Linked DNA regions of Mus musculus: region 1 is linked to region 2. A link is a loop called in an ENCODE intact Hi-C map of the cell type or tissue named here. Cell type or tissue: gastrocnemius. All regions are shown on one strand. Links, peaks and the distances in the headings refer to the core of each region. The heading gives the core; the rest is flanking DNA.

Region 1 (16,566 bases), core at 7,154-9,653, 54 kb before region 2:
AAATCAGGCCTGGTTGGAGGGGCCACAGCACAACTTGAGAGCAGTCGGAATTTTTTTTTCTTTTTTTTTTTAGATAATACAATGGCAATTACCAGGATCAATACAGTTGTCGTTCCCAAGAGAGAGTGACCTTTGTGGTTAGGCAGGGTACACAGATTCATGTCTAAGACCAATTGTCTTGTCAAGCTTCTATGCCTCCTTGACTTCCAAGAGAACATACAGTGAAGCACAGAGAGGCCTGGATGCTTCGCTGCCAGAGGGAGTGAGTGTATCGGTTTCTCAGAAACAGGAAGGCACATTGTGTGCCAAGAGTCATAGGCTCTAACCTGAGTAAACCTATGACATATGTCTCTCGGGCAGCTAGGCCAAGCCAACACCGTGGTTCCCTGCAGCCTACTAAACTTTTGTTAACAAATACAAGGAAAAAGGTTTGAGGGAAACTACCGATTCAATGCCATGTTTCAGTTGCCTTTTAAAGTATCTATAATATTTGCATAGTCACAAGTGAAGCAAGACCACTGTATGCGTGGAAAAAGTTTATTGGAGAACAAGCTGCTGAGCTGTCTCACAAGGGAAGTGAACAGCAGCCCACCCAGAAGAGTAAAAGGGCTTTGCAAAGTTCCTGGATGCTTAAGAGCGGACCCCTTCTTTCCTCTCAGGAGGTTTTGTTTTTGTCTTGGGTAGAAGAGAATCCCCAGGGCAAGCCTACTGGAAAGGGTTTGTGCCTGATGCAGTGAGGCCAGTTTATGAGTATCAGATGTCCTTTTGCCTGTGGTAGATGGCCATTTAGGGGACACCTTGGAAACTGCAGTTATCTGATAAGCAAGGTCCCTGAGTCACAGGGTTTCTGAGAAATGCTGATCATTAGATTTCCATTTACTCATGGCTATCTGCCCCAGGTCCACTCAGGGAGCCATCTTATGGTACTGGCAGCTGCACCGCCATCTTAGGGACCTGCTTTGCAATCTAACAGTCACAAGGTATAAAATGTTAGGTACAGATTTAGTAGTGTCATTTACATCAAATGGATACACTGCACTTCTCAGTGTGTTCTTAGTGAAGCTGAACTTCTTCGTTTGATGGTAACATTGACTAACAAAGAAAGATAAAAGAGGACCTGGAGAAATAGTGTAGTGGTTAAGAGCAGTGGCTGCTCCTCCAGAGGTCCCAGGTTCGATTCCCTGCACCCACATGGTGGCTCACAATGATCTGTAACTCCAGTTCCCGGAGACCCAGTGCTCTCGTCTGGACCCCTCAGGCACCAGACCTGCACATAGTGCGAAGACATAGATGCTGGCAAAACACTTACACGAATAAAATAATACTTTAAAAAATAAAAGAAAGAAATTCCAGCAGCCGTGAGTCCTCCGACATGTGTCAACTTTACTCTTCTCTGGGGAAAAGATGCTATCCAAAGCTCAGTTCTTTCTCCTCTCTGATAAGACGTGGGCATTTTAAACTCCATAGCAATAAACGTGCATTTTTTATTGGACAGCCACATGAAGTACAACAGAACAGGACTATTTTTGTTGTTGAATTATGGCTGCTGTAGTCACTAACACAATGACACTGTGAGCCAATAAATAATTACTGTTAAGCAGGGATGAGTTATATCATCTTGTGCAAGGCTCTCTGCTTGCTTCAGCAAACTGGGTAGCCTTCCTGGAACAAACTCCTTCTTACCAGTACACTTGGCACACAGCAAGCCTATACCCGAGCTGGTGATGCCATCCCTAGGAGTTGGCAGTAGATATAATTTTCAAGAATTATCCTCTCTTTGACTAAAATGACATAAAATTCAACCTTATCCCAAATATATGCACAATTCCTTCACATGCCTGAGTTGAAGTAATTACAGTAAATAACGTCACACCCTTGGATTTTTTTATAGAGACTAGAGGGAGGGGTTGGTTCTGTCATTTTGAAACTAGTCAGTCTCTCTGCTGAAGACTGACCTGGATAGCTGCAGTAGGCTCAGCCCATTGCAACCCATGTTCCTAACACGGCCTGGAAACCTTCAGTCTCAACTCCTCAATGTCTCCCAGGCTCTCTTCAACACCTTCTGATCGTCTTCTTCTTCCTCATAGTCATTTCAGGCTCTCAGAACACTTGAAAGCCTTGCAGAAAGTTCCAGCAAGCTCGGGGGGGGGGGGCTGTGTGAGAGAGAGTTCAGTTAACTCTGAGGTACCAGCAGTGGGCTGGAGGAGCTGGCCCAAAGTGTCGTCTGGAGGCTGATGTCCCGTTCTTCCCCCGCTAACACTTTGTCTCTGCTCCTTCACACACACACACACACTCACTCACCACCACCACAAGTACACAAGCCTTTGTGCACGAGAGTCCAGGGCCTGAGTGGGGTCAGAAACTGTAAAGACCCAAAAAGGAGACATCCCCCCCCCCCAGCTACAGGGTGAGTAGCCCTCATCCAAACAATTAAGAATGTTAAGAGGAAGATGGAAGAACAAAGAATTCTCAAGACATAATTCCTGTCTAGGTTTCCAGCCCGTCACCCTGCACACTTCTACCAACAGTGCGACATCCGATATCAGATCTTAGCTGAATTGTTCACCTGCCATCCTGACCTCACAACCCCTGCACTCAGCACCCCCACGCACACACAGACAGTCACATGAGCCACCTCCTTAAAACCCCACCCCAAAATCTGCTGGTTTTGTTTGTACCTCTGGAGAACTTTGACTAACATGTATATTCAGTAAAATGCATTTATTTTAGGTCTGGCAGTATAAATTTTAACAAATAAGAGCTGTCCTGAGAACCACAATTGGGATACAGTACTTTTCTATCTCTGTCTCCACCACCTTTTTGGGTTTTTTTGGTTTTTGTTTTCCATTATATCCCACTCTCATCCCCTGAGTGTCACTGGTCACATAAACACCATCTCTGTCTTGGTCACTTTGCTTTTTCCAGAATGCTACACACAAAACTAAAGTGTTATTTAGCTGTAGCTACAAAAATGTGTTTCGTGCCCAGAGAATATGCTAGGCTGGGTTGGGAGGGCCATGCACACACAGAATATGCTCCTTTTGATTGGGGGTTCAAGGCACATTGCTGCTTCTCTTACATGTTAGGTGAGAGAGGTCTCACTATGTAGTCCGGGCTAGTCTCCAACCACTGAGTTTCCTGCCTCCACCCCCTGAGTGCAGGGATGACAGGCCTGCACCTACGTGCCCAGCTCTCCAGTATCGTTTAGAGTCATCTCACTTCCACATAAATGGGAGAATGGTCAGAGTAACAAAAGCAGATTGTTCTTTTAAACCAAGACCAAAGTTACCTAAAGAAGAAAATGACCTCTGATGCAACATTTAGTCCCAAGAGAGCCTTCACTCCACCTTGTGACCATCCACCCATATCTCAGAGGACACAGGGCTTGACAACATCCAAGTCCACCACGGACATAAACATAAGGAGGTAAAACATAAGAAGGGTTAACAGAAAGTTTGAGGCGAGAGCAACCTCTTAGAACAGCAGTGACCTGTTGGTTCTAATCTGTGATGTTCTGCGATACTCTATTAAGTTATTATGAGTTGCTTAATTTCAGCATTTGAGAGGCAGAAGCAGGGGCATCTCTGAGTTCAAGGCCAGCCTGGTCTACATAGTAAGTTCCTGGGATGGCCAGGGCTCTGTAGAGAAACCCTGTCTCAAGAAAACAAAAACAACTTCAAAAAAAGTACCTTTATAAAATATAGGCTTAAAGCTGCAGTTTTCAGAGGGTTAAAAACATCGTTTGCATGTTTTCACCTGTAGAGCTTACTCTATAGTAAAGTTGGGCTGGTGTTTGTTTGTTTGTCTTGAAGAAATTGCATCAAAAGTTAGGTACAAATATACTTTGGAACAGAAAAGCAAATATATAGTATTGGTCCCATGTAGCATTTATCATCAGTTTCCTAAGCTATGATCACCATTTTGTCTGTTGGGGATTTTCATTATTAGATTTGCATATCATATACTGTTAAGCCTGGAGGAAATACCTTCTGTAGTTCGGTTTTAAATGTCTCAAAAACCATTGATCTAGATACCCCAAACCATTATTAACTGTTCATTCCAATATAGGTATATGAGTGTGTATGAGTATCACTGACCTGGTTTTTAATATTTTCTGCATATTTTGAAAGTTGGTGCCTTAGTTAGGGTTTCCACTGCTGTGAAAGGACACCATGACCAAGGCAACTCCTGTAAAGGACAACTTGATTGGGACTGGCTTATACTTTCAGAGGTTCCATCCATTATCATCATGGCAGGAAGCATGGTGGCATGCAGACAGACATGGTGCTGGAGGAGCCAAGAGTTCTGCATATTATCCATCTGCAGCCAGGAGAGACTTGTCTTCCAGGTGGCTAGGAGAAGGTTCTCAAAGCTCACCCCTACAGTGACATACTTCCTCCAACAAGGTCACATCTCCTGACAGTGCCACTTCCTGGGTCAAGCATATTCAAGCCACCATAATTAGTAAGAGTAAGGAGGTGGGGAGCAGTCAGCATCTGCCAGCATTCACATGTTTGCTCAGCAAGTCTCCAAGTTCATCTCTGGGACAGACAGACTAGGGAGCCAAGATTCATGGCCCAATAGGAAGCCTGATGGAAGGATCCTCCCTCTCTCTACTTGATTTCAAATCAGTCTCTTTTATACTCCAGGAAGTAGGCACACCCCATTCTCAAATACAAACCTCACTCAAAACTCCAGGTAGCAAACTCAAGGAAAACACCAGCTTAAGCAAAAAGGTCCATGGCTGACCTTGGGGAACTGCTGAAAGAGGAAAGGACTTCCTCAAAAGCACTCTCTTTTCTCATCTCTTCTTTTCATTAACATTTTATTAATTTATTCTCCCCAGTGTCTGGGCTTGTGCAGGACTTTTTTCCATCTGTAGAGCTATCTTGCACCATACGCATAAGCATCACTCTGCCTGTAGGCTCCCCTCCCGAAAGGTCCCCAATCTCAGAGTCCATAAGGGATTCCTATCTCTGAAGGGAGGCAACCCGGAGTCCAAGATGTAAGAGCTGAGTGGGTTGGGAGAGGCACTTCAGGAAATAAAACATAACTCCTATGAATGAAATAGAACCAGCAGATCCATTTTATGAATAAGGAAAGTGAGTTTTAGGAAGGAAGAGCCTTCGGTCACACAACTAGTGACAGGGCCAAGGTCTGCTTCCACCTGTGGTGTGTAGGGGTGATGAAGTGGAAACTTAAGGGCTCTTTGGAGAGTCAGTTATGTTAGATGGTGTTTTGCTGGGGCAAACACATGAAGTGTTTTCCTGAAGTGGCCACAGGTAAAAAGCGGAGGCAGACTCATGTAGAAACATTTCGCTGAAGCAGACACCAGTGAAAGGATGGTCTGCTAAAGCAAGCACGTGAAAGGATATGTGATGGATTCTTCCCTAATGAAACACGGGTATTGGTCCGTCTTACATTGTGTAGTTGACCTGCATTTGCTGGGACTTCCATAGAGAGAAATGCACCAAAAAACTTTTGGTGGTGTGCTGTGGCTTGTTTCAGCTTCTTTCACTTCTGCAGATTCTGGATAATTGGCAGCTTGATGCCAGCTTAGACAGACTCATGTGCTGCGGGGAGACATGTGTGGAGGAAGTATAAAGTAGGCTCGACCAGCAATGGGAGGGAGTTTGGCTTGCTTACATAGCTAAATGCTTGGTGGTCTTGCATCTTTGCTGATCTTTGCTAACCTTTGCTTGGCTGATTGGAACTTCTCCTGGCGTTCCTCCTCGTCCCTCCTGCTGACTTGTGCCGAGGCCGAAGCCTGCCTGTCTCTGCTAGGTAGTCACACTGCTGCTGATTCGTGTTAGCTATCCTGATTCTACCGAACTGGATGGCTGGTGTAGCCATGAAGTGTTTGGGAGTGGATCGAGCCGCTGCTGACTCCTGTGCACTGAACTGCTGATTTCCTGACGGTGCAGATAGGAGTTGCTCCCAAGAACCCTTTCTAAACAGGTCCACTTCCCCCGTATCCTTTCTTTTCCACTACTTCTGGTGGGCAGTGGGCTAGAAAGGAAGTTAAAGTGTTTAAGAACCATCATTAAAAATAGGCTTTAAAAACATTAAAGTAACGGGGTGGCGTGGTTTGGAGCACATAGTGACAGAGCCCTCCTTGGGGTGAGGAAAAAGCTGAGGACCAGTTCAGATATGACAGGAAGAAGTAAGACCTCTGTCTAGGGCGGGCCACCCCGAAAGAGGGCTCAATAGTGAACATCAGATTTGAAGAAAATGGGTCCTGCCACGTGCCGCCAGGCTGTGTGTCCTAGGGTGCCCTTTGTGCAGAGACTTCTTGTGCAAACAGAGGATCTCACAGTTAGGAAATCTTGGAAGGACCCCAAGTCCCTCCCTCAAAATGGTGGCCATTTCTGACAGGGCTTGGAAAGCACAGGCTTCCCCTGTCATCAGCAAACCTTCAGCCCTGCCCATTGCCACGCCCAGCAGAAACAGTAGAAAGCCAGCCTCAGCCTCAGCCTCAGCACCAGCACCAGCACCAGCCTCGGCACCAGCACCAGCACCAGCCTCGGCACCAGCACCAGCACCAGCCTCAGTCTCAGCCTCACAGCAACATGTGGCCAAACAGTATCTTGGTCCTCATGACGCTCCTTATTTCCTCTACTCTGGTAACGGGAGGTGGAGTCAAAGGCGAGGGTAAGTGGGTACAGGCGAGCTGCCTAGAGCTGGGATGGGAACTCCCAGATTATAGGAAGGGATGGAGTGCCCACCCACACACCCCCCCTGCCGATACCACCCCACCCCTTACCCCCACCACTCACCTTGTGCCTTCTTCCACCAAATAAAGAGAAAAGAGTTTGCCCGCCCGACTACGTCCGCTGCATCAGGCAAGATGATCCCCAGTGTTACAGTGACAATGACTGTGGAGATCAGGAGATATGCTGCTTCTGGCAATGTGGCTTCAAATGCGTGCTGCCGGTGAAAGACAACAGTGAAGAGTAAGTAGCTCCCAGTGCTGTGCGCGGCCCTCCCACCTCCCCAGTCTCTGTCTCCTGGAAGCATGGAAGAGCGAGCGATTCTTGGAGTCAAGGGGCAGAGAGACTGGGGTGAGCTTATGGGATCTCAGAGACCAGAGGCCTTGACCGTCTCCTTTGTACAAAGGGGAAGGCGTGACAGGGATGTCAACCAAGCAGAATCAGGTGAAAGCCCCTGGGCTTTCCCTCCTCCCAGGACTGCTCACACAAGTCCCACTCTGTCCTTTCCTCCTCTAAACTTGCTGTCACCTAGCACCTGCCCCGGGGGTCCACAGGCTTAAAGTATGGGAGAAACGGGCAGCCCGTGGGCAACCTGGTCTCCGAGTCCTTGTGTGCAAAAGAAGGAACAGCCTATCCATCCAGCCTGTCCCCAGTGTGAGCATCCCTCTTCAGCGGGTTCTCCTCCTCTTTTGTAGACAGATCCCTCAGAGTAAGGTGTGATATCTCATAAAAATGGCCTCAGAGGACTGCTTCCACCGTGGAAGGACACAGCAAGAAGATACAAAGACCAGAAACCAGGCCTTTCCAGATACTGGATCTCTGGGCACCTTGATCTTGGACTCCCCAACCTCCAGAACTCTGAGAAATAAATGTTGTTTATAGGCCATTCAGTCTATGGTAATTTGTTACAGTGGTCCAAATAGACTAATACAACTTAATAGTTTAAAAAAAAATCCTTGTTCAATATTATGTGTGTGTGTATGTGTGTGTGTGTGTGTGTATGTTTGTTTGTGTGTTTGTGTGTGTATGTATATGTATGTACATATACATGCATGAATAATTCTGGAAATATACATTTTTTTGGAAAAACTATTAAACTTTATTATATGACATTTTTTACAAATCTGAATAAATAGGATAAAATTGTCCATAATACGATTTTTTTAAAAAAAGATATGCCTTTACAGCTGGCCAAAGGTAAAACAAAGTGACTCTGGAGTTGTGAATTATTTATCCCTAAGTGAGACACCTGTATCACACAGCAACCACCACCACCACCAAGCTCAGAGAACATCTAGGAAAAGCCTGGAAGATTGGCACAGATAATGTCTTCTGTGCATGACAGGGCCGCTGTACTCATAAATTCACAGCAACTGTTGTAGCCAGCACAAGACCTGCACAGATCAGTCTAGTCACCCTTAGTAGAGGAGCCATGTCTGTTGACGGCCACTAGAGGGGGCAGAGTCATCGTTCCTCAGTGGTGTGGCCCGTGGTGGGGTGCCAGTGCCCCAGTGGATGGTACTGCACACCCACGGGTGTATGGGCACACTAATTAGATTCAGTGGGTTATTTTTAAGAGAGAGAGGAATTGGGATTGAGAGGGAAGTGTGGAGAGGAATCAGGGGGACTTGGAGGGAGAAATGAGAGAGATGATCTAAATACATTTTGTTTGTGTATTAAAGTACTAGAGAATATATAAAATATGTGCGTGTGTGTGCACGCATGTGTGTGTGTGTGTGTAATTTCTTACATATTGCATATAGAATACAATGCATATATATGCCTGCTTTTCTGCAAACACCAAGTGTTCACAAGGCAAGGATGTCCATCCTGATCAACATCGTTCATATATAACTACAATCTAAACCCTCTAGAATTTGCAATCTCAATTAAGCTGTCGCCACAGGCACCGGCCATCCACAGCTTCCTGCTGTTTACAGGGTGTCATTTCATCATCCCATGCTATACAACGTGTCCTTGTGTGGAGAAACATGGCTTTACGATGAGAGGATTGAGGTGTTCTGGCTGAAATACTGCAGTTTGTCTGAACAACATTAAAAATGGGTAAACTGGGAGGGAGGCAGAGGCAGGTGGATTTCTGAGTTTGATGCCAGCCTGGTCTACAGAGTGAATTCCAGGATAGCCAGAGCTATACAGAGAAACCCTGTCTCAAAAAAATAAAAAAAAATAAAAATAAAAAAAAAATGGGTAAGCCAGGTATAGACTCCTCCTCAAGTGATGCAGGAAGCTGAAAGATACCACAAGGAAGGGCTTCTAGCCACACTAAGTAGACATTCATCTGTTTGCTCAAGCAGAAATTACAGAAGGGGAGAATGGGAGGCAGGCAGAAATGAGCTAAAATGTTTATTCTGGAATAAAGGAATCTAAGGATGTTGCAACCATGCAGGGAGTGTCAGTGTATGGACTTGGTTCTGAAAACTGCTTGAACTCATTTAAAAAATGTATCTTTAATCATGTGCATGTCTATGTGTCTGTGTAGAGGTGTGTGCCTGTAAGTGCAGATACCCAGAAAGGATAGAAGAGGGTATCAGATCTTCTTGGTCTGGAGTTAAAGAGGTTATAAACCACCCAGCATGGAGGATGGCAAACTAGAGTCCTCTGCAAGGGCAGTATGAGCTCTTAACTGCTGAACCATCACTCCAGCCCCACAAAGTCATTTTTAGAACAATAAGGAAAATAGAAAGCAAACACAGCCGGGCATGGTGGTGCACACCTTTAACCCCAGCACTCAGGAGGCAGAGACAGGCGGATTTCTGAGTTCGAGGCCAGCCTGGTCTACAGAGTGAGTTCCAGGACAGCCGGGGCAACACAGAGAAACCCTGTCTCAAAAACAACAACAACAACAAAAAGCAAACACAGAGGCAGATGATTAGGTGTGACAATGACAAATTCAGTTCTCCCCTTTCTTTCAGAGTTGATAGAGGGTTTTGCGATGTAGTCCAGGCTAACCTGGAACTTGGATCCTGCTAGCTGCACACCCTGGGTGCTGGGAATGTAGGAGTGCATCACCACACTCAACCTAAATGATCATATCTTAGAGACCCATACTGAAATATCTATGATGTGTTGGGTTGACTTGAAATTTTAAATTTCAAAAAAATAATAGTTTGGATGTACACAAGAAGAAATGTAAGATGTTCCTGTTGAGTTTGGAATGCACAGAGTTTCATAAAAAGGGTTACTGTTCTCCTGTATGTTTTTGGAATGGTGATAAAAAATGTTATAGCAAACAATGAGTTGGGTTTTTTTCCCAACTTAACAAAATAATCGAGTTCATATGGGGCAGTGAAAGACTGTGATGTAAGAGGTAACAATGTAAATTAGTAAAATTCATGGATACCAGAAGTCGCTTAAACATAATGTAGCTGTAACTCTTACAACAGAAGCACTGGATCACAAATAAGGAGGAGGAGGAGGAAGGGGAGGAGAAAGAGGAGAGAGAGGAGAAAGAGGAAGAAGGGCAGAAGGAAGAGGAAAATGAAGGAGAGGATAATGAGGAAGAAGAGGAGGAGGAAGAGGAGGAGAAATAATGAAAAAAGAACAAAAAATTCCCAGCAACAGCATGGATGATGTAATAGTAAACTTCACTTGTCAACCTGACACAACCTAGAATCACCTGCAACGTCTCAGTGATGGACTGATTATCTATGTAAGGCTGACAGGTGGACACGTCTATGGTGGGTTATCTTATTTACATTATTGATATGGGAAGACCCAGCCCACTATGGGCAGTACTATGAGTCCCGAACTGTGTAAGGGCGGAGCAATAAAGCTGAGCACAAGGAAGCAAGTATGTATGTGTTTCCCTCTGTTCCTGACTGCAAATGTTATGTAACGCATCTGTCTTGACTTTTCCATCCGCATGCCTTGACTGTCCCACGATGGACTGTAAACTGTGAGCTAAAAAAAATTGAGAAATGGCTCAGCCATTTAGAGTACTTGTCCAGGCAGAAAACCCAGGTTCAAGTCAATTTCCAGCCCCTGTGGAGTATATCACAACCTCCTGTAACTCCAGGTCCAGGGAATCCTGTACCTTCTTCTGACTCCTCAGGCATTGAGGTCACGTGAAGTACATACATTCACACCAGCGAAACATGCATCTGCATAAAATAAAGATAAAGAAACCTTTTTATAAAGAGAGAAAGGTCAACACAGTATCAAAGTACATACATTATATGCATCTATGGAAGTCTCATAGTGAAATCTTTTCATTCGTACAACTGAATGATATTCAAATAAAGGAAGCAGATATAAGTGGAAACGGTGATTTGATTATCCTAAAATTTAAATCTTTGGTACAAGTCCTCCTCCCCAAAAAGAAAGAGTCACTTGAAATAGAGAATTAGAATAATCATCATCACTTATCAAATGAATTCTGTTCTCAAAACTGGCTTATAAGATACATATTATCTCGGTCTCTCTTACAGAAGAACAGCTGGGGTTATCAAAGTTCAAGTAGAGCTCGGTAACACTAAAATTCAAAACCAGGTTTGTTGTCCCAGCACAGATCCAGCAGCTGCTCCCTTACCTCTACCACTCTCACACACACACACACACACACACACGCACGTGCACACGCACATGCACACACACACACACGCATACACACACATACGCATGTGCACACACACACACACGCATGTGCGCACGCACACACACACGCACGTGCACACGCACACACACACGCATGTGCACACGCACACATACACACACACGCACGTGCACACACACACGCACACACACACACGCACGTGCACACACACACGCACACACACACACGCACGTGCACACACACACGCACACACACACACACACACCAGTCTAGCTCAAAAATAAAAATAAGAAGCCATCCAGCAAAACTTAATAAAATATGAAAGCAAGCTATTCACAAAGGGGGTAAAATAGCCTGTGGAAACATATGAGAAGTATTTATCCCCACCAATATTCCAAGGAAAGCCAATTAAGATGAGAAACTTTCCACTAGTGGGAGTTTTATTTAGTTGGGTTTTTTTTTTTTTTTAATATCCTGTGTTGGGTGTGTCCAGGAAAGATCTGGCCATGAGTGGCAGCAATAGATCTCTGGAGTGTGCTGTGTGAGCAGGGCTTTCTCTGCCTAGGACTCAGAGGGAGGGGTGGGTGGGTGGAGGGCAAGAACAACTGAATCTTATGGGTTTCACTTGGGTCCAGCACTTTCACCTGTGTCAGGAGAAATACACTGTGGCCGCCAACCAGAATTAAAAAGCTGGGGCAGGAGGCTTAGGATCGACCAAGGACAGATGTCCTGAGCAGACAGGATGGACAGATGTCTATGCCTGACAGTTGGAGGCTCCCATATTCCTTTTGACTTCTGAAATGAATATTGACCAGGCATATCTGCAGCCTGAAGAAATTTATTATTATGTTCTTTGACTTAGTATTTCCATTTAAACAAAATTTGAAAAAGTGTCTGAGATGTGACTTCGAAACTACATAGTGGGATTATTGTCATGTCTTTCTTCACAAAAATGAAAGATCAGACTTCTTACAGGAAAGAGCGGATCACGTGGACTTAGCCTCAGAAGGCGTGGTGTTTACAAAACACTTCACAGCACAGGAGAATTGTCCACAAAATAGTCTTCAGTGGACTAGCATGTTATCGATGGATGTGTACAATCTGTGGGGGAAACGTAGCCCATTAAAAACTCCCCACCAAAATAAAGCTACCAAGAATGTGCCAAAATCCCAAAATATCAACAGCCCCTACACAACGGCCCCTTTTCCCAGGGGCTTAGCAAACTGTATAAAAGATTCAGCTTGAAGCCACGCCCTTCCTGCTGGGCTGCCGCAGACTGGGAGGGGCAAGTGAGGCAAGCTCTGATCCTTTCTCAGGATCACATGATGTCCTCCTGCTTTTAATACCGAGGAACTAGGTGTGTGATGATGGAGCAGTCCACTCCCATCTCTGGCTAACAGGTTGCTCATCTTTTGGGAGAGCTTGGGGCAGGGCCTTGATTGTCCCAGTACTGATGGAGCCCTGTGCTCTGAAGTTTCCATTTGGGTCCCCCATGGGATGCTAAGCCTCAGCTACCCTCTTCCACGATTCGTGGAGCAAACACCACAGATGTAAAACTGAGGGTGGGTGCTTTCCTACCCCAGGAGCAGTACCTCAGCGCTTCCCTACAGCCAAGCACCCGCCCTGGAGGTGGTGTAGGATAAACATGTGGGTCAAACTCCCTGAGTTCTCCCTCCCCAAGCGGCTGTGCCCTGCAGCAGAGGCAGACACAACCCTACAGGTGGGTGGCTGGGTAAAAGAGGCCGAGGAAGGGGGTCTCAGTAACTCCTGCATTGATTCTAGCCAGAGAATTTAGCCAACCCGGAGCCATGTTGTATAGCCAAGCCAGCCCAGACAAAGGGCAGTGCCACTAGGTACCTTTGAAAGTGCCCTCCTCACGAATCTTTGTCGCTCTTCTATCCACAGGGTCCCAAGATGAAAGGCTAAGCCTGGCTTCATTCACCATGCCAACCTGAGCCAACTTCTCCAGAAAGAAACCCCAACCCTGGCACTTTGCAGTCCCCATTTTTTGGCACCATTCCTTGCCAATCGTGCTGATTCCCGCCCCTCCTCCAAGACACTGTGAGAGCTTCAAGACCTTAGAGAGTTGGGAAAGCAAATACCTCACTCAAACACCATCCTGCAGGCCGTCAATCAAGCCGAACACAGAAAGTACAGAAGCAAAAAGGACTTTGAGTCTTAGGAAATACGATCCTGGAGTTCAGAGTCTGGCTTAATGGTCTAAAGAAGGCAGGGGAGACGAGGGCTTCCCCTGGCACGAAGCGCTCACTTGCTACCAAGCAGTAAGGGCAAGGAGCTAGGCTGGGCCTAATGATGCATGGTTAGCTTCTCGGGAAAACTGAGGCAGGAACATCCCAACTCAGGGGACGGACTGAGCTACCGAGCAGCAAGTACACTAATCAGCCTAGGGAACTCAGCAAGGTGTGGCTGGTTTCAAAACTTAAAAAGTTAAAGAGATCAGGAATGCAACTCAGTGGTAGAACACTTGCCTAGCACTTGAGAGGCCCTGGGTTTAATCCCCAGTACAGGGGTTGGGTGGGTAGTCGGGATTAACAGGATTAGTGGCCAAAGGGAATCAATAGAAGAGTTTCATTCTTAGTAAGCGTATTCACAAAACAAGAAGTCAGTGTCATATCCTAGCACATCTTCATTCTCTGAGCACAACAAACCGGCCTGGTTCTACCAGATGTTCCAGATGGCTGTAGTCAGGCAGAGGGTGGAGAAGGCCGAGGTTCACATTCCCAGGCAGAGCCGGCCACGTGCCTTAAAGGAAAAAGTCTCTCTGTGTGGCTTTCATTATGACCCCTCTCTTCCTCTCCCCACAATATAGATGAGAAGACTGAGCCCCAGAGACGGGCAAGACTTACCCAACACTCAGAGGCCAAGTCAGCAATACAGGCAGAACTAGATCCATGTCCCTAACACAAGGAACCTTTGCTACCAGCTCTTTCACAAGCACCCCTTGCCCTAAGGACATCAGGCAGGGGTGGGAGGGTAGGAGGGTGGGAGGGACCCAGATCCGGGAAGCACAAGCCACCCTGGTCACCCTCTAGTCCTCTTCTGCTGACTCAACTGCTCTGGCATCTCTGAGACTGTAAATGTTAATCTGGGGGCCTCTGAGCTCTGAGCTTATTGGGTGCCACGAAAGAAACATGAGAGTCCAGAGCTCCCTCCTCCTGGTAGTCCTCCTGGCTTTGGAGACTCACTTGCCTGTTGCCTTGTGTAGAAAGAAGGGAGGTGAGTGTCATGAATCCCTGTGCTCTGAGCAGGTGGCTTCTGCCTTTCTGTGGAGAGTGGGGGGCTGTGGGAGAGCCAGTGATAAGTGGGGTGTGTGTTGTGTGTGTGTGTATGTGTGTGTGTCTTACTATCCGTCCGTCCGTCCGTCCGTCCATCCGTCTGTCTGTCTGTCTCAGTGCTCCCAGGAACCTGCATTTTGCATCAGGCTTGTTCGTGCTTGGGTCTTTACCTGTCAACTTGCCTGTGCCTACATTCACACCCGAATGTTTTTAAGGACACTCAGCTGTTTCTGTGTACATAGGTGCCTTCGTTTCTGTCTGAGCAGACCTCTATAGACACATGGTTATTGTGCCCAAGCTTACAGACAGGATGCATGTGTCACCGTGCCTCCCCGTATGGGGAAAACATCATGTGATTCCACCAATGGGGATTGTAGAAGGGACTTGGGGGCTAAGTAAAGAGTGTGGCTGCTGGGATCTGGGGTCTGATGGGAGGAATCTCTGCCTTTGTCTCTCTTGTTCCTTTCTCCAGCTTCAGTCCATTCCCATCCCTGATGAAGCTCGGGTTGGTTTGTTGACAGTGAGGGAGGCATAAGGGTTCTTCCACAGATGCCTCCCTGCGAAGGCGAGGCCATCCCTCCATCCTCCTCTGAGGCTGCTGGGCTTTGACCTACATTCACTTTTGGAGAGTTAGCCCTGCTTTAGGGGACAAGTATACAAATGGGGACAGAACCCGTCCTCCAAGACTGGGGCAGCCTGTGCGGTACAGGTAGATGGAGGTAGCGGGATTTACGTGGCACCCATTCCCTTTAGCCTGGATTATGCCTTCCTCGGAGGCACAGAGGAGAAGGCTTCCTCCCACGTGGAGGAAGAAAGGATGCTAGTAGGTTCCAAGGTCAGACCTTTTGTGGACTGTAACCCACTCAGCCATCACCCACAAGTCTTCACTACGGTGTCGTGAGCCAGCACTGTTTTTACCCCCATTTTACTGGTAAGCAAACCAAGGCATACTGCTTAACCAACTTCCAGTGCCGAAGACCAAGACAGTATCAAACGTGGTAACTGACGGTAGTACTTGTGAGTCAGAAAGGTTCCCTTCAGCAACTCACTCCCGTGAAACGGGGTCCACACTTTCCTCTCATGAGTAAATGGGGCCTTGAAGGATAAATGTCAGACATGGCTGTAAGTGTAGCATATGTGGAGATTCGGGGGAGCAACTGAGGGGTCCTAGGAGAACAGTCCTGACACCACACCCAGGGTGAGACCTGGCTCCACCAGAGCCCGAGCCTGCTCTACCTGGCCAGGTGTGACATCCTAACCAATACCCGTTCATGTCATTCCATCCTTTCCTGGTTTCTCTCCCGTGAGGCATCTGCCTGGCTCTCGGTAGAACTTCAGACACTGGCAGAAGGCAGTGGGGCTGAGGGAAGGAGAGCATTAGCTCGTCCCAGTGGAGGCTCAGCCACTTTTGTTTATACGATCCTATGCTCCTCATTCAAATGCCAGGGTGTTGGCAGTTGAGTAATTCCACTTAGAGATCTGTGTATGTATTCAGGGTGCGGTGTGCCATGCCCCTGACTTCACCAGCTTAACCGTGCCCATGGATGGCTGCCACACAGGTATGGAGTCTACATATCAGCTGTGGGGTGTGTGTGTGTGTGTGTGTGTGTCACAGAGAATGTGTCACAAGTAGGAAACCTGGGTGTGGAGGGAAGGTTAGGAGAGTGACCATGGTAGTGTGCACTCAGAGCCCTGCACACCTCTCTGTCCAGTCCAGACTTTGTGTCTCCACATTGTGGCACCGACAGTTTGTCTCACTTAGAATGCCAACTTTCTGTTCGCTCCCTATCAGTCTGATCCTTGAAGCCCAACCCTGGGGTCCTCCTGCAGCAATTCCCCTTCCTCTGTGTTGCAATCTATGCTGCACTCCCCACACATGCACTCCCCCCACCCCACCCCACACACCCACACACCCACCCACACACAAGACTCAACTTCCTTGATTAGAATTCAGACAGCTCCATTCGGCCCACTCTCCAAGGCCTGA
Region 2 (16,566 bases), core at 6,915-9,414:
TGGACTCAGATATCTAGCTGACTAAGTGTTTGAGATTAAAACTATCCTTTAACATCAGAGAATGAAAGGAGCCAGGCAGTCTTGGATCAGGCAGTCTCAGACCCCAGCAGAGCAAATGAAAACAGCCTCAAGCTGGAGCAATGTTGTTTTGTGCTTTCTGTTTAGTGTATGTTTTGTTTTATTTTTGTTGTGTGTTTCAAGTGACCCTTGGGGACACAAACCACAGCATTTAAGTTTTGTTTTCAATGCCACCTCAGTAACTGCTATAAGCTGAGCTCAGATCTGATACTGCAATCACAGCAGAAGCAGGCGGCTGTGGGTTCTGAGACAAAGACGCCATTCACTGGCCGTGCAGATTCTCAGTGTATCTGCACAGCAGCTTTCCCTGGCGAGCCTGACGCGTGTCTTTCGGATTGCTATTTCTGGCCACGTTTCTGAAAGTAAGGAGCACAAGATCTCACTAGATTCCACGGTACAAGTGAGCCCAGTCTCAGCGTACTTTAAAACTGGCTCTACAGAAAACAGACAAGAAGTTGAAACAAAACAGTGTGTCCTGTGAGGACACATTTAGAAGAGTCTTCCCACCTCCTAGTGAGGACACAGTGGCATGTGGCATTTACCCAGGCCAGCTCCTGGGCATTCACTTGGCACCACCAGGCCAGAGACCTAAATACAACTCAGTCTCCTTCACCTTTCTTCTAGCCCAGGAGTGTAAGGAGAAGAAACCTCTCCAAAAAGATTGAAACCTAAATAAACACCAGACGACCAGAGAGCTGGCGGGAAGGATACCCTGGCTACTTCACATACTTAGCTGAGGGAGGAGGTGTCCTACAAATGAAAGTACAAAGACTCAACCCGAGGCAGCTCTCTGGTAGTCAAGGATTCCTGGCTTGATAAATTGGAATAATCTCAACTAACCCAAAAGGCCAAATACACTGACTGATTAGGTCAACTAAATTATACACTGCAATGGCTATTATATGACCATAAGCAAGTATTTTAAGCCAGGAATGGTGGTAGCTACCTATAACAACAACAATAAAAGGGAAGTTGAGGCAGGAAGACCATGAATTTTGAAGTATAGCCTAGGCTATACTGCTAAACTTTATCTCAAAAAATATTTTTAAAAAGGCCTGACTACGGGGCTGGCAGAGGCTCAGCAGTACTGTTCTTCCAGAGGAGCTGAGCTCAGCTCCAAGCACCCACAGCAGGTGGCCCCCATGTGTCAGGAACTCCAGTTCCAGGGAGACCCAATCAACATCACTGGCCTCCGCTGGTACCTGTACTCACGCTCACACATCCACGTACATAACTAAAACCAGTAATTTACTAAAGATGGTTCTGCAAAGATTTTTAAATATACAATGAAACAGGCTATGTTAGATGACAAAATTAAAACTATAGGCAGAAAGATTTCAGCTGTGTAAGACTGAAACTTACATATAAGCATAGAAAACTGGACGGAAGCACATCAAAATAAAGAAATTGTTGCTTGAGAGTGATAAATAGCAAGACATCTTTAAGTTTTTCTAGAATCTCTAAACTTTCTGAAATGCGCATAAAGCATTCTTTCTACAGCTGGAGTAGAGGCTGTATAATCCCCAAGAAGACCAAAGCAACACCGGAAACCAAGAAAGAAAATAACATTTATTAAATGCTTAATATAGGCAGGGGCACCTATATATTTTATACACATTTCATCACGTTGTACTCACCAACTCCTTCAGAAAAGTGTAATATGGGGTGGGGGTTGGTGTGGGGGTGAGGGTGGGTGTGGGTGTGGAGGGTAGTTGTGAGCTGCCTGATGTGAGTGCTGGCGATCAACCCTGGGTCAGAAGAGTTCCCATCCACTCAGCCGTCTTTCTAGTCTGTTCAGCAGATAAGGAAATCTGGTGGTGAAATGGATGCAAAGGCTGACAGAGAGACTCCCATGGCTCTCTCTACTGCATGTACTGACCCTTTGACCTCACTGGTACAACACAGTTCCTTTACTGGTAAAACTGATTTTGAATGGTGCTATAACTCAGGAGTCTGGGTACAAGGGGCAAATCTGCAAAAGTCTAGAGCAGTGGTCCTCAACCTTCCCAATGCTGTGGCCCTTTACCACAGCTCCTCATGCTGCGGTGACCCCAACCATAACATTATTTGGTTGCTGCTGCCTAACTATAATTTTGCTACTGTTACAACATTGTAATGTAAATATCTGGTATGCAGGATATCGGATGTGTGACACTCCCTTCCCCTACAGAGGGCGTGACTCACAGGTTGAGAACTACTGTCCTAGACACTCAGGGAAGTTGTCAGACTGGAACTAAACATACTTCTTACCGAACAACAAACCAGACCAGGCATTGCTGGTGAAAGCACATCAGCACCACAGACTCAACCACAGCAGATGTCGCGATACAAGAAAAGACAAGAATCAACTGACAGGGAAGACCCCGGGTATCTACTCATCAGAGTGCCAAGGAAACAGACATCTACAGACCCGGTTACGAGCTCCAGGACTAGGCAACTGTACCAAATGTGCCCTCCAAATGGTCCCTGACAACGGGACAAGCAGCACAGTGACTAGGAGAGCTTAAGAGAAAAATTAAAAGCCCCACACGCACAGCCAAAGTGTGCCTGCAGCAGCCGAGAGCCTCCTCACTTTCCTTCAGCTCAGAGCCTTCTGGTCAGAAATGATCAATTTTGCTTGGCAGAAAGGCATCAAGACATAGAAGAAATGCTTTGAATCAAGTTCTGTAGAATCAGCCCGTTTGAGATGCACTGAAGTCAAGGCCAAAATCAATATGTGTTTCACAGTTCTTTTGGAGGCTTTTTAAGACAGGAATACTGAAACTCCAAGTCTCAAGTAGAAACTTTCTCTCTGTAGAAACAAGCCACATTTAGATGCAGATACCTCTAAATTAACCACTCATTCTGAAAATCCTTAGCTGTCAGCAAAAGAAGCTAAGAAAGATTTGAATCTGGGTGGCTACCTTACAATTTACACCAAGACAAATTGCAAATGGATTACATATTGGAAGAAAAAAAATAAAACAAAGCAGAGATTAATATTTTTATAGTCTTAGGATATAAAATATTTTTGTAAATGAGATGGCATTCTACAAACTGAAGTTAATAAATCAAAATACAGAAATTTAAAATGTCTGAATAGTTAGATACTATATGTAAATAAAGCTTTTAAAACTGCAAAGAGGAGCCGGGTGTGGGGTGCACAACTTTAATTCTATCACTAGGGAGGCAGAGACAGGAGGATTTCTGAGTTCGAAGCCAGCCTGGTCTACAAAGTGAGTTCCAGGACAGCCAGGGCTATACAGAGAAACCGTCTCGAAAAAACGAAAAACAAAAAGCAAAACAACAACAACAACAACAAAAACCCAAAAAACCAATCTTAAAAAAAAAAAGCAACCCTGCAAAGAGGGCTGGAGAGCTAATTCAGTGAAGCCCACAGAAAGGGGAGGAAGAACTATAGGACTCAGAGGGTCAAGGACACCAGGAAAACACAGCCCCCAGAATCACCTATGCAAGGCTCACCAGGACTCAGAGTCTTGAGTGACAACCACCGCATCCCATGGCCTTTTCCTGGATCTTCCCAGGGGATCCGGGGAAGGACAGAGATGGGGAGGAAGCTGTGGCCGGATGTACCGTATGAGAAGAATTAATAAAAAATAATATTCAAAATGTAGAAGCCTGGGGGGGGAGGGGGGACTTTTGGGATAGCATTGGAAATGTAATTGAGGAAAATACGTAATAAAAAAAATATATTAAAAAAAATGTAGAAGCCAACCAACACACTCCTAACTTGGGGCTTTATTGAATCATGAGTCACGAACACAAATGTTTTTAGCATCTAGCACAAGCTGGACAGGGGTATCAGTTTTATAGGAATAACTCTGACACACACTTTTAAGAGACACACAGGAGGTATGTTTGTGGTGTAACAGAGCTCATTTTAGTAATGCAAGCTACACATATCCAATGTGCAGTGGCCCAACTAGCTCTTCCTCCTAAGTCCCATGCCCCTGGGTATGGAGGTATCATCGATAGCCCTGGGCCAAGGCTGCCTGCTCTGTTCTAGCCTTGGAGGAGCCTTACTCTGGGATGATGCTCACCTATGTATTCTCCCACAGGAGCTTATTGACATGGTACCAAGACCCCGAGGACTGCACCAGAAAGCTACAAGTCAGGGAATGCAGAGTAGACCAGACTGTCTGTTTGGTTTTCATCTTTCCACAGGAACACCCCAGTGAGCCAGGAGGAGAGGCAGTAAGATTAGAAAAAGGTAATGTCTGTGTCTCACAGAGCTTCTACACACCTCCACATACAACTCACACACTGACCAAACACCACGAACCCAAACACCGTGCATGGCTCCCTTATTAAACATTCCTTCAGCAATAAACCCTGGGCACCTGGTTTTCTCATTAACTGGGCTGGCTCAGGAAAGGATGCCACAGATAATGTGACAGGTTGTGTATGGTATTTTTACTGCAAGACGTTAATTCATCCCAGGAACTATCTTAAATTAATCCTAGAACGGCTGCAGTTTGTGATTAGAGCCTCAGCAGCTCTTCCAAAAGTGGAAAACCTCCACTGAGTCTGGAACGGAGCCTTTCTCCACAATGCGTGAGAACAGCCTTTGTTCCCTGGTGCATCTGGGAAGAGCACTTGGGAGGGGTAACAAATGTCCCAACTGCACTCATTTTAAACACCGCTCCTCATAAGATATTTTAAACTCAAACTACACACAGCCATGTGTGAAGGCCATAAAATCCTAGAATAGTTTCTGCCACAATTTTTCTAAATAAAGAGCAGTTGGGAGTGTGGTGAGTCTGTAAAGAGAACACGAGTCTGCTCTTTCTCAGTAACCAGCCACCTCAGCATCCCAGGTTGTACAAGAGCCGAGACACAACAAACAGGGCCATTCTGCGGCCCTGCCCCACCGGCTCTCATAGCGTCCCGGAGGAAGAGCAGCAGGGAGCCAGTGTGTCAACCAGGCTGACTGACACCTAGCCCTCGGAACATGAGTGGCAGAATTCGGCTTTCTTGAAAGTGCTTCAGAGTGAGTCTGAACTCCCACAAGGGCTCCCAGCAAAACTGGCGAGGCATAGCAGAGCCTCCTTCTGCCTCTGTTTCGGGGCAGCTCACCTCTTTCCACCTTTTTATTGGTTCATTTATTTTCCCTACCTTAGGTACTAAACATGTACATCACATTTACTAAATGAACACTCTGCGAAGTACTTGAAAGGCATTTTTAAGTTTAACATTCTCACTAACCCCGAGGCAAACACAGCCAGGAGATTCACTCCACAGTAAGCGGCTGGCCGCAGTTGCAGACCTCAGAGAGTGAGCACAGACATCTACCTGCTTTTGCTCAGTTGTCCCGACGCTGCTGTTAAGAACCTGTGAACCCTAAGCATCTCTCTCACACGCCACATCCAGTTCTTCTGTACACAGCAGCTCCATTTTAAAGACGAGCAGAGAGTGGGAGCCCGAGAGCCCCTCCAGAACCCCACAGCTAGGAAGGTCTGCCAGGCCTGCCCCTGCCTCCTAGCCCACTGCTCTCCTTACACGTAAGCCTGAACTGTGAAGACAAACCCACATATTAATAATACTTTCTAAATGTTTAATATACATCCCAGCACTGCAGCTCCAATCACTGTGCTCTGCTAAGGTTTTACCAAAAATGAGGGGGGAAAAAAAACCCTGTTCCGCACTTGTCATATTTATACTCTAATTAACGCAGTCCCATAAACACAGGAGGAAAGCTATCACAGAGTGAAAATCTCAAAAAATATGCAGTTCTGCAAAGAATGTATAAATGGGCTAAAATGACAGTATTAAAAACCACAATCTGAACACTCATGTGCTGTGGCTTTTTGCCAAAGCACATTAGAGAAAGAAATGCACAGCACCTGAATTAAACAAAGGTTCAGGGGCAGGACACACTTCCCAGGCAGAAAAGTATTTTATCTGAGGACAATAACAGGCTCCACATCAAAGCTGAAAGCCTACACTCATCACTTATTAATCACATGCTCTGTACGGGTCACACACACCACCTAGTGTTTCCAAGCCGTGCTGCCCAGTGAGCAGGGATAAGATCTACCCTGGGAAGACAGTGTGAGAGATGGATGGACAGAGTGTTTATGGGGCCTGTGCACAGTATGCACTTGAGTGCTACTTCCACCCCAAACTCTACAACCTTGTCTCTCTCTCTCTTTTTTTTTTTATGTCTATTTTACGTGTATGGATATCTTGTCTGCATACCACATTTGCCTGCCAGAAGAGGCTATCAATGCCCATGGAACTGAAATTATAGATGTTTGTGAGCCATCATGAGGTTGCTGGAAATTGAACCTGTATCTTCTGCAAGTCTTAACCCCTGAGCCACTTCTGCAGCCCCTTCAACATAGTCATAAAGAGGCAAGTATTCTTGCAAACAAAGCAGGAAATAGGACAAGAAAATAACACATACACAGACGGTTAGAAATATTCAGTATCTACTACTGCTGTGGGGCAAGAGTGGAGGGGAAACCAGCAGAAAAGGCCACATTACCAGGAGATAAGAGCATGAAAGAAAAATTCAGGAGCAAATTCCTAAAGCAGACTAATAGTTGCACAGTGACAGAGATAGCAGCAGAAAAGCAGTCCAACTCTTGGCTGTAGACATTAAGACTCTTCTACAATAGCCATCTTTGTTTTGACAGAGATTACATTTGGTCAAAGCCAAAAGGATGCCATAAAAAAATGTCTTTTTTAGTTAGCATGACATTTCCTGACAACACACTTACTGTAAAGCCCATGGCAACTAGGTAAGTAATATAGAGTCACAAGACTGCTTTACCCTGGGAATTATTGACCTAGATGAACAATAAAATGAAGTCTGTCAACCTTCTCTGAATAAGCTTGAGAGCACACTGAGCCAAGGATAAATGTCCCTCTGCTGTCCCCCACCCCACCCCACCCTGACATCAGTACTCGTTACATATTAAAAATGATTCTTTTTCCTGGCTTGTAAAACAAACTTAAGTATCTGACATGTGCTCACAGCTGTGGCTGTCTCAGTAAAAGGAAGCACCCAAGAGTTCAGAGGACCAGGAAATGACCTGGGACCCAACTCTGGTGGGAAGTGAGAAAACTGGCTGGTTTACATAAAGATCTCTGGGCTTCTATTTCTCAAACTATTAAAAACACACATACACACACACACACACATACACACACACATACACACACATACCCCAAAACCTCATCTATTCTCTCACAAAAACAAGCACCATTAAATAAAAGACTATGACTATCCTCCGTGCATTAGACTTTGTATGGAATGGTGGTAACATTACAATCACCAGGCATACCCCACATCTGGCTTACCAATGCTTTGGCCTTCTGTTGTCCCTGAATTATCCCTCATCATTCAAAGAGCTAATAATACTTTTTACAAAAATGAAATGTGAAACAGAAATAGAATAATATAAAACTCAAACATAAGCAACCTTAAAATTCTACGCCAACATTATGTTACCATGGATCTTAAATTTGGTTCACAAATTCAATTTACATTTCCGCTGATTTTTTTTCTCCAACCAGAAAGGAAAAAAACAAAAAACAAAAACAAACAAACAGGGCAGGTGGTATGATCAAGTTCAAAGAAGAGAGCCACCCAACTGAGGGCAAGCAAGCCAAGGCTCTCAGGCATCTGAAAGGTCACTCATCTCTCTTCTCAAGCAGTGCGGTCTGTATGATAAGGATGCATTTTCAGGAAATGTCAAACTTCAAGACTGGTAAACTAATTCTGTCATGTAGTATCCACAGCTGGCAGCCTCTGCTTCAAGGCTGCACAGAGCAGACGGCACAAGAAGCAAAAGGGTGGCATCTGCTGGCCAAAGCGTGCTGCCACAGGAAGTGTTTAGAACTCTGGGATGTGAGAAACATCCCTAAACATCGACAGTTCATGAAATGAGGGGAAAGTGGGAAAGTACATGGACTACGTATGTGAGAGAAGAAGGGGAGGGCGGAACAGGGAGAGGGGGATGGGCTGGACAATCCAACAGTGATACCCACTGTATTTCCATCTGGCAGGGGTTTAATCCCTTTGTTTTATAAATCAGCAAGCGGGGACAAGCGTCCTTTAGGAAAGGCATCCCTACTTTCATAAGGGAATTCAACAGCCAATCACTGCAGAAAAGATTTAAGGAACTGAGGCTTACTCTGTGGGTGATGTTTCAAGAAAAGAGGAGAAAGTAGAGGGAAGCAGAGGGAGCTAGCATTTACAAAGTGTCTGTTACCCTGCAGGCAAGTCAGATGCACTGCCTTGTTTACTCAGCGCAGCACAGGCTCTCCCACAGGCTCTATCTAGACAGTATCCTTTCCATTTTCCAGGCTAAGTGTATCATCACACAGTCAAGTCAGAACCTGATCTAAAAGCCCAACTCTAGTGACCTTGACTAGCTCGTTCTCCTGGAACTACACTGCTGTGTGTAGACATAATCCTCTTCCATGCAGAGCGCCCAGTGCAATTTTATACAGTACAATCTTTTTGTTGTGTTTTCTTTTGGGGGGACAGGGTTTCTCTGTGTAGTCCCGCTGTCCTAGTAAATGTTAATCTAACATTTTTTCAGTCAAAACCCCACAGACTTGAATGCCTTGACCCACCAACACCACTGCTTGTGCCTTCTCTTGGATGTAATGAAATAGGGACCATCCGGGAACTCATTCCTCTTTGCATCATCTCAACACTGCTTGTTCCACTCTGCCAGCTTGAGATCTCAGTGATCAAAAGGTGCAGTGAAGGGAAGCAAGGACCATAGATGCGTCTTCATCCCAGAGTAGCCAGTGGAGTACACCGCTGCCTGCCAGAGACGGTTCAGTTTTAAGCACAATGGTCACTGGACAGGGAGGCTGACATGCAGGGGACAGCTTAGATATGAAAACAAGCTTCACACAACCTGACCCCCTTCTCTTGAGAGGCCCTGAGGATACAAGCAAGTAAGTAAGGCAGAGAAGAAGGGCCGACTCCTCCATGTGTGGGTCTAGGCCACCCTTGTGCTCCATCCTCCTGCCTCCATCCCTACTTGCAGAGTTCTAATAGGCTCTTAGCCTTGGATAGTAGTGAGAAAGCTGTCCTAAATCTCTCCTTTAGTTTTCTCAACAGCTCATGCCCCGGGAACAGGGATGGACCTCTGAGGCAACTGAAGAGTCAAGAGCCCACACGAGAGAAGAAATGGGGAGCAAAGCTGCAAAGTTGGAATAAGGTATTTCCCACACACTGAAGGAAAAATACAAGCGCCTGCATCGACGTGAACAAGACCACAATGCAAACTCATGGTTACAAGTCCAGCAATAAGTAATTAAATCCAGATAAAAATTAAAAATGATTTCTACATCAATAACTAGCTAATTTACACTTAAAATATATTTCAGCCTTTGGAAACTTCTTGAATAAAAAAACAACAACAACAACACTGAATTTAGTTGTTTTTCTTTTTCTTTTTTGACTTCACATTACAGTAGTAAGGTAACTGACCCAGATCTGTCTCTGTCTGCTACAAGATTCAAACTGTCAGGCTCTGATGACACAGGAATTCCAGGCCTCCAGGAGCTTCTTCTCTTGTTAGCACCAACATGGCAACATACTGACTGATGTCTGGGGCAAGCTAACCATGTCTGGCCAGGAGACATGACTGCTCATTCTGCTGTGGCACATGGTTTTAATTATGTTTAAATTAGTTTTATGAGTTAAATAATTTATTATACAACAGCAACAGGTTAGCAGAAGGGATTCCTCTAAGAAATTCTTCTCCTTTCTGGAAAAAGAGAAACCTAAATAGGCAACTAATATATAGTGCCACTCAAAACAGAAACACATTAAAAACAAAGGCAAAATTTGTAATATGTATATGCATGTATGTAATTCCTAATTTATGATTAGGCTATGAATTACCTTAAAAGCCACTGCCAGCAAGCTGAGCATGTGGCCACAGAGAGGCTGTCGTGACTGCAGTACATCCTCCCAACAAGACACCACACATAAGGAAGCGCTGGCTCACAGTTCTTTATACAGATTGCTATAGATTAATCACATAATGCAAACAAAGGCAGAGAAAAGTGTGCCATCCATTACTGCTACCCCAAAGTGAGAGAGAGAGACAGACAGACAGACAAGTGGGGGTCAGGGGGAATGTGGTGTTTCCTCAGCCCTCATCTGTGAACATAACAAAAAAGGGAGAAGAACGAGGTAGAAGGGTATATTCATGAACTGAGTAACCTTGTTTTATGGACTTCCCCTTGGAACTACACAGTCTATGCAATCACAGAGAAAAGTTAAAAGAGTAAAACCTAAAAACAGAAAGCAGTGTTAAAACAAAGATCCACCTGCTCACCGAGGACCAGCCCTGTGGAGATCAGAGAGGAGGAAGGCGGGCAGCGCTAAGCGTTAGTGTGGAAGAGAAGGCAAATGCTGGCACTACCAGGGGAGAGGAGTTACAGTTAGAGTGGCTAAGTGCAGCACCAAGTATCCAGTCTGTGCTTAGTGTAAGGAGGTGTAATGAGCATATACCTTTGTTTCATTCACTGAAAAGGCCAGGGGGAAAAATGAGCTGGCTTCAGAAGCACTTGTCAAGGCTGGTCTCTAAAGGCCATTCCTACTAAGAACCAAGAGTTTCTTCAAAACCTGTCTATCCCCAGGTTACACACAGGGAGGACAGAGGGTGATACTGTCTGTCCCCCGGTTACACACATGGAGGACAGAGGTTAACAATGTCTGTCCCCAAGTTACACACATGGAGGACAGAGGTTAACACTGTGTCCCCAGGTTATACAGGGAGGACAGAGGTCAACAATGTGTGTCCCCAGGTTACACAGGGAGGACAGAGGTTAACACTGTGTCCCCAAGTTACACAGGGAGGACAGAGGTCAACACTGTGTGTCCCCAGGTTACACAGGGAGGACAGAGGTTAACACTGTGTCCCCAGGTTACACAGGGAGGACAGAGGCTGGCACTGTGTGTCCCCAGGTTACACAGGGAGGACAGAGGCTGGGACTGTGTGTCCCCAGGTTACACAGGGAGGACAGAGGCTGGCACTGTGTGTCCCCAGGTTACACAGGGAGGACAGAGGCTGGCACTGGATCCTGTCCTCTCCTGTTCTCCTCTTTAAGTTGTTGGAACATTAGATGTTTTAATCTTTCCCCGAAACAATGGCAGTATCAACAGACATATTAATGTGGAAGTGGAAAATATTCATGGGATCTCACCCTAGACAAGAAACCCCAGGCCACTGGTGGCTACCAGGGGGAGAGTCAGCCTTTCCCAGAGATGGGTGCTTTTATTCAATATCCGCTTTCACTTTTGAGACAGGGTCTCTCCTGGAGCCTGCAGCTTACCTGTTAAGACTAGTTGAGTGGGAAGCCCCAGAGATCCACACCCCTGCTTCCTGAGCTCTGGGGTTAGAGGTGCATGCTACCCCACCAGACCTGCATGGGATGCTGGGATCTGAACCCCAGGTCGTCACGTCATGCTCGTGCCGCAAGCGCTCACAGTGGAGCCCTCTCTCCAGCACACCCTCTCGTTCTTTATGGTCTTTCAGTTTTCCTAAGAGGCTGTCCCTTTCGCTTTTGTTAAGGATCGGGTGGCTGAGGCTGTGCAGCTCTTCATTTCTAGACTGCCCATTCTGTTCCATGGTCCACATCAGTGTTTTGATGTAGATAGGCCGTTATGTTTTCCCGATAACACTATGTGACCCAGGCTGTCCTCAAACTCGCTGTGCAGTCCAGAATGGCCTTAAACTCTGAATTTCCTTAGTCTCCTGAGTGCTCAAATTACAGATATATGTTATTACCCCATCTTTTTTTTTTAAAAAGTGAAGGGCTGGAGAGTTGGCTCACTGATTAAGACTACTGGCTGCTCTTCTAGAGGCCCAGGTTTGAAGGCCAACACCCACAGAGCAGCTCACAGCCATTTCTGTAACTCCAAATCCAAGGGAATTCAACACCTCCTCTGGCCTCCACTGACATCAGGCACTGACACTGTACACAGACAGACATGGAGGCAAAATACTCACACATGGAAAACAATAATTTAAAAAGTGAATTAAAAATAACTTTATAAAGATTTAAAATCTCTTTAAAGATTTAAAGTCCAAATTTTAAGTAAGATCTTTTGATTCTTGGTGAGAATAAATTTTTAGAAAATGTCTGCTGATAACTCAAGTCTGTCTGAATAACTCTAATTTGCTAGTTTTTCCTCTAAGACCATCATTCTTCCTGCCCACAGAACAGTGACTCTCACAGGCAACTCCAAAGGCTTGGGAGTCCACACACGTCTCCAGAAGAGACTCCAGGGTCTCAAGTGTCTGTGCCTTCCCCCACTGAGCCTAGGGATAAGAAATGGCTGGTGTAGCTGGTCCTACAGCTCATGTTGGGAACTACCTTCACATCGGCCATATGCACAACTCAGTTTGTCACTAAGCCACATTTTTGTCCTAGGCTATGATCTTGTTATTAATCGTCATGAATTCAGGAGTTTCAGAACATTTTACACATTTCAAGTAAAAATGCAAATATTTCAACACTGTGACTCAGTTCTTTTTAAAACTGGTTTATTGAGATATGGTTTATGTGAAGTAGCTCTCAAGAGCTTCCTTGCTTCCTAATATGGCAAAGTATTTCTGGTTCATTGGTGGGGTTTTTTTGTTTGTTTGTTTTTTGGGGGTTTTGGTTTTTTTTTTCTTTTGAGAACTGTGTGCAGGCATACCCCATGCACACATGCACATACATGGGAAAGTACACAGGTATAGATCACATCCATACAAAAAACAAAAGGAAGGCAGGAAGGAAGGAAGGCAAAGAGAATGAAACCAGATTCATTCAGACTTTAATGTAAAGTCTGGAATGGAACAAGCAAAATACTTCAAGATGTAGGCATGTTTCAGGTTATTTGATCACACCTTTCTGCTTGAATACTGTAAACATGATTAAATAAGAGTAACCAAGAGGCAGAGCAGGCAACCAGCTGACAGGAAGTGAGCCCAGGATTAAGGAAAAAAGCCAGCTTCAGCTGCATATGGAGCAGAGGATGGCCTAGTCGGGCATCAATGGGAGGAGAGGCCTTGGTCCTGTGAAGGCTCGATGCTCCAGTGTAGGGAATGCCAGGACCAGGAAACGGGAGTAGGTGGGTTGGTGAGCAGGGGGAAGGGGAAGGGAAAAGGGTTTTCAGAGGGGAAACCAGGAAAGGGGATAACATTTTAAATGTAAATTTAAAAAAATATCTAATTAAAAAAAAAGCCACAGAGTAGTAGGGTGTTTGGGGGCAGGGGAGGGTGGACAGAGAGACGCAGCGGAAGCAGAAGGAAGGGACACTGGGTTTGGAGGAGGTGTTCTGAGATGGGGAGGGGCACTTGTTCGGGGACATCGGCTGGGGAGGAAGGTCAGCCAGGTGCTTTCTCTGCCTCTCTGAGCTCGCAGGCTTTCACCCCAGCTTCTGGTCCTGAGTCTTCATTGGTAAAACCCCAGGGACTTTCTGAGAAAGACTTTAAGAGTTCAGGAAACCATCCCAGATTGACAAAAAGTTTGTGCACAACAAAGGAAGCCAGCAGAGTGTTGAGACTCTTCAGTGGGATAAGGCCTTGGCCAACTAAATAGTCAACAGAGAGAGGACTGCTATCTAGGATTTACAAGCAATTCTAAGAGTTAAAGCTCGAGATTATAAATCCTCTAATAAAATGGGCAAGTTAACGGAACACACAGTTCTCAAAGGAAAAAATACGATAGCAGGTTGACTATCCGCACTGCAGTCCCAGGGGACCCAAGGCTCTCTACTGGCCTCCTCCAGCCCTGCGCACAGGTGGTGCACATAAACTCACCCAGGCACATCCAGGCACACCCACCACATAGGGGTTTTTTTTAGAGAAAGAAATCAAATCAACCAGTAGCACCTTAATGCTGGGGGGGTGGGGGGGGTGTGGACAGAGAAAGATCTTCATCCACCTCCGTGGGGGATGGGACGGATGCCAACTGGTGCAGCCACCATGTAAACCAGCTGAAAGGCTCCTCTGAAAACTAAAATCAGTGTTTGCTGGCCCTAACCTGTGATACCACAACCTGGCAGGCTGAAGCAAGAGGATTGCCATGAGTCTAAGGCTAGCCTGGGTTAGAGTGAAACCCTGCCTCAAAAATGCAGAAGCAAACAAGCAAACAAACAAGCAAACACCCCTAAAAACTAAAGCCAGAACTATCACATGATCCACCCTGCGTCCACTTCTGGGTATATACCTAGGAGGCGTATATCACGCCTTGTACATCAGCACTTACTGCTGCACCATCCATGCCAGCCCAGATAAGAGCCAGCCAGGCATCCAGAACCAGAACCAACACAAGCATAGATACAAAACATGGAGGAATGAAGCTAGGCATTTGTGGGGACAGACTGACTGTCGGGCCAATGAGTCGGCCTCAGAAGGACAGATACGGAGATGCAGGAAGGACTTTAGAGCAAGAGTGTAACCTAGAGGACCTGATGGGATGAAAGAGGGGAAGGCAAAAAGAGGACTACTTGGTGGGGAGGGGGAGGGGGAGCAGCCAGAGTGGAAGGGAAGAAGGGAGCACAACAAAGGGGGGACAGAACCAAGGAGAAGGGTGCATGTGTGACAATCTCACACTAGGACCTGCAGGACTGCTCAGTGGGCAAAGGGGCTGGCTGCCATGCCTGGAGACCTGAGTTCCCATCCCAGAACACACATGGTAAATGAGAGACTACTCCCTTCATTTGTCCTCTGACTGCACAAGTGCTGCATACACATATAAACACAATTTTTTTTAAAAAAAAAGAAAATATCACAGTAGATTGCATTTCTTTGTATACTAACCAAAAATTAATTTTTAAAGAAATAGAAGAAAAAAAAACTTTAAAAAAATCATTAGTCATGTTTGTAGAATGGCAGGGGACCAAATAGTTATTTTGGAAAAATAGCAAATAAAGGGGAAAGTCTAACATAAATTCTGTCTTTCCTACATCAATTACAGCTGGGAATATCTCCATCATTGATGGAATGTTTGCTGTTTGAGGACCTTCATATGATAAATGGAGAAGTGGTCAGATATCACCATCTTGTATCTTTGAGTTAAATGGCACTTAGGCAACTGTCAACCCCCAGAGGAAGAACACATATGTACTATGAGATGTCTCTGCCAAAATGCTGAAGGCTCGATAGCCCCAGCTGCAGTTCCTCAGTTCTAGCCCATGGCGTTGTCTCTCAGCATCTCTGTAAGGTCAAACCATCTCTCTAGTCCTAAGACCTCACCTGCCTGCCTTCACTGTGCTGACACTTGGACTGGGGGCACAAATCAAGGATTGGAGGTATGAGTGCTAATCTTACTATCAGTCAATAAACGAGACCACGCAAGCATTACCAGTTACTCTGTTCTTCATGGTTACAAACTACAGTTAAAAGATAAAATAACATGCCTCAAAAAAAAAAAAAAATTACAACCCATTCCTTCCGGATATTCTCAGATGAAGTGGGGAAAGTATTAATTTAATTACAGTAAAGCAGCACCCAGGATGAAATGGGAGGGTTTGTAACTAAAATCAATGGCTGTCTTAAGGAAAGCACTTGCACAATCGAGCTGGGAGCTCAATCGGCTGCTTTTTCCATGGAACATCAATTGCACTTGAAGAAACATTAACAAACTGTGGTTAGGCAGACTCGGGCACTGGCAGACATTTCCTTTAAAAATGAAAAAGTGAGTCTGGTGCTTAAAACAGCTGACAGTGTTTGCTGCCAACGGTAATTTCAAGCAAAACTTAGCCTGATTCTGCCACAGTGAGTCTGACAGCTCCCCCTACAGACGCTCCGTGCTGAGACTGGTTACAGTGGCAAGGAGTGCAATCTTCGTACGCTGTATAATAAAATGCCAACGCTTTGGCAGGTCTCCGTGACTCACTAAACCAATGATTTCCAGATGACCAAGCCACGGTGTCATAAAGCCTGCAAACCTTCTATGCAAACGCAGATGGTTTCCATAGGCGTACGGGAGCTCACTGAGTCTCAGATTCTATAGCTTACCTTTAAGGGACCACCACTGATGGGGCGGAAGAGCTGGCTCAGCAGCCAGAAGCACTTGTGGGTCTTTCAGAGGACCCAAGTTCAAGTCCCAGCACCAAAGTCAAGCAGTTCACAACCACCTGTAATTCCAGGTCCTGAAGACCCAACACCCTCTCCTACCTCTGCCTACGCCTGCACCCGCAATCACATACGTACACACATACACATATGCGTGGAACTAAAAATAAAAAATCTCTTTCAAAAGTAAAAAAATCCCGCATACACAGTTGAAGAAAAATATCTGCAAGCTATTAAGCAAAAATATCTGAACAAGCTACTGAGGTCCACCTCCCTCTTCCAATGGCACAGCTTTGTTTGGCCCAACATTCTTCACACAGAACAACGTCTGACAGACTGAATGCCAATGCTCATATAGTAATCTAGCTGTCTCCCACTCACACGGATTTGAAAACAAGCTCACACTGTCACTGGGACACATTTTTGTTATAGAATGGAA

Evidence for each region. Peaks named below come from ENCODE experiments on the same cell type or tissue, not always from the same donor. Only the 100,000 strongest peaks of a DNase experiment are listed, where the experiment ranks them.
Region 1: it touches region 2 in a loop (4-fold over the local background); 15 of 42 quality-filtered maps call a loop at or near these places.

What each region holds. Positions count from the first base shown.
Region 1 is chr2:164,180,523-164,197,088 of GRCm38, reverse strand. It overlaps Wfdc12 (WAP four-disulfide core domain 12), which reads left to right and starts at 6,531. Exons shown (of 3, transcript NM_138684.2): 1 at 6,531-6,651; 2 at 6,803-6,953; 3 at 7,406-7,858. The coding sequence starts at 6,570. The coding sequence ends at 7,430. A730032A03Rik (a long non-coding RNA gene) reads right to left here. Exons shown (of 4, transcript XR_003954086.1): 2 at 10,765-10,831; 3 at 6,777-6,927; 4 at 525-2,153. It overlaps Wfdc5 (WAP four-disulfide core domain 5), which reads left to right and starts at 14,347. Exons shown (of 4, transcript NM_145369.3): 1 at 14,347-14,520. The coding sequence starts at 14,436. In gastrocnemius, for the core only: a CTCF peak has its summit at 8,161 (motif pointing right); no DNase peak of the experiment used is centred there.
Region 2 is chr2:164,126,071-164,142,636 of GRCm38, reverse strand. The region is part of intron 10 of Stk4 (serine/threonine kinase 4); the gene reads right to left. Among named protein-coding and RNA genes, the nearest start is that of Kcns1, 37 kb to the left of the region's middle. In gastrocnemius, for the core only: a CTCF peak has its summit at 7,899 (motif pointing left); no DNase peak of the experiment used is centred there.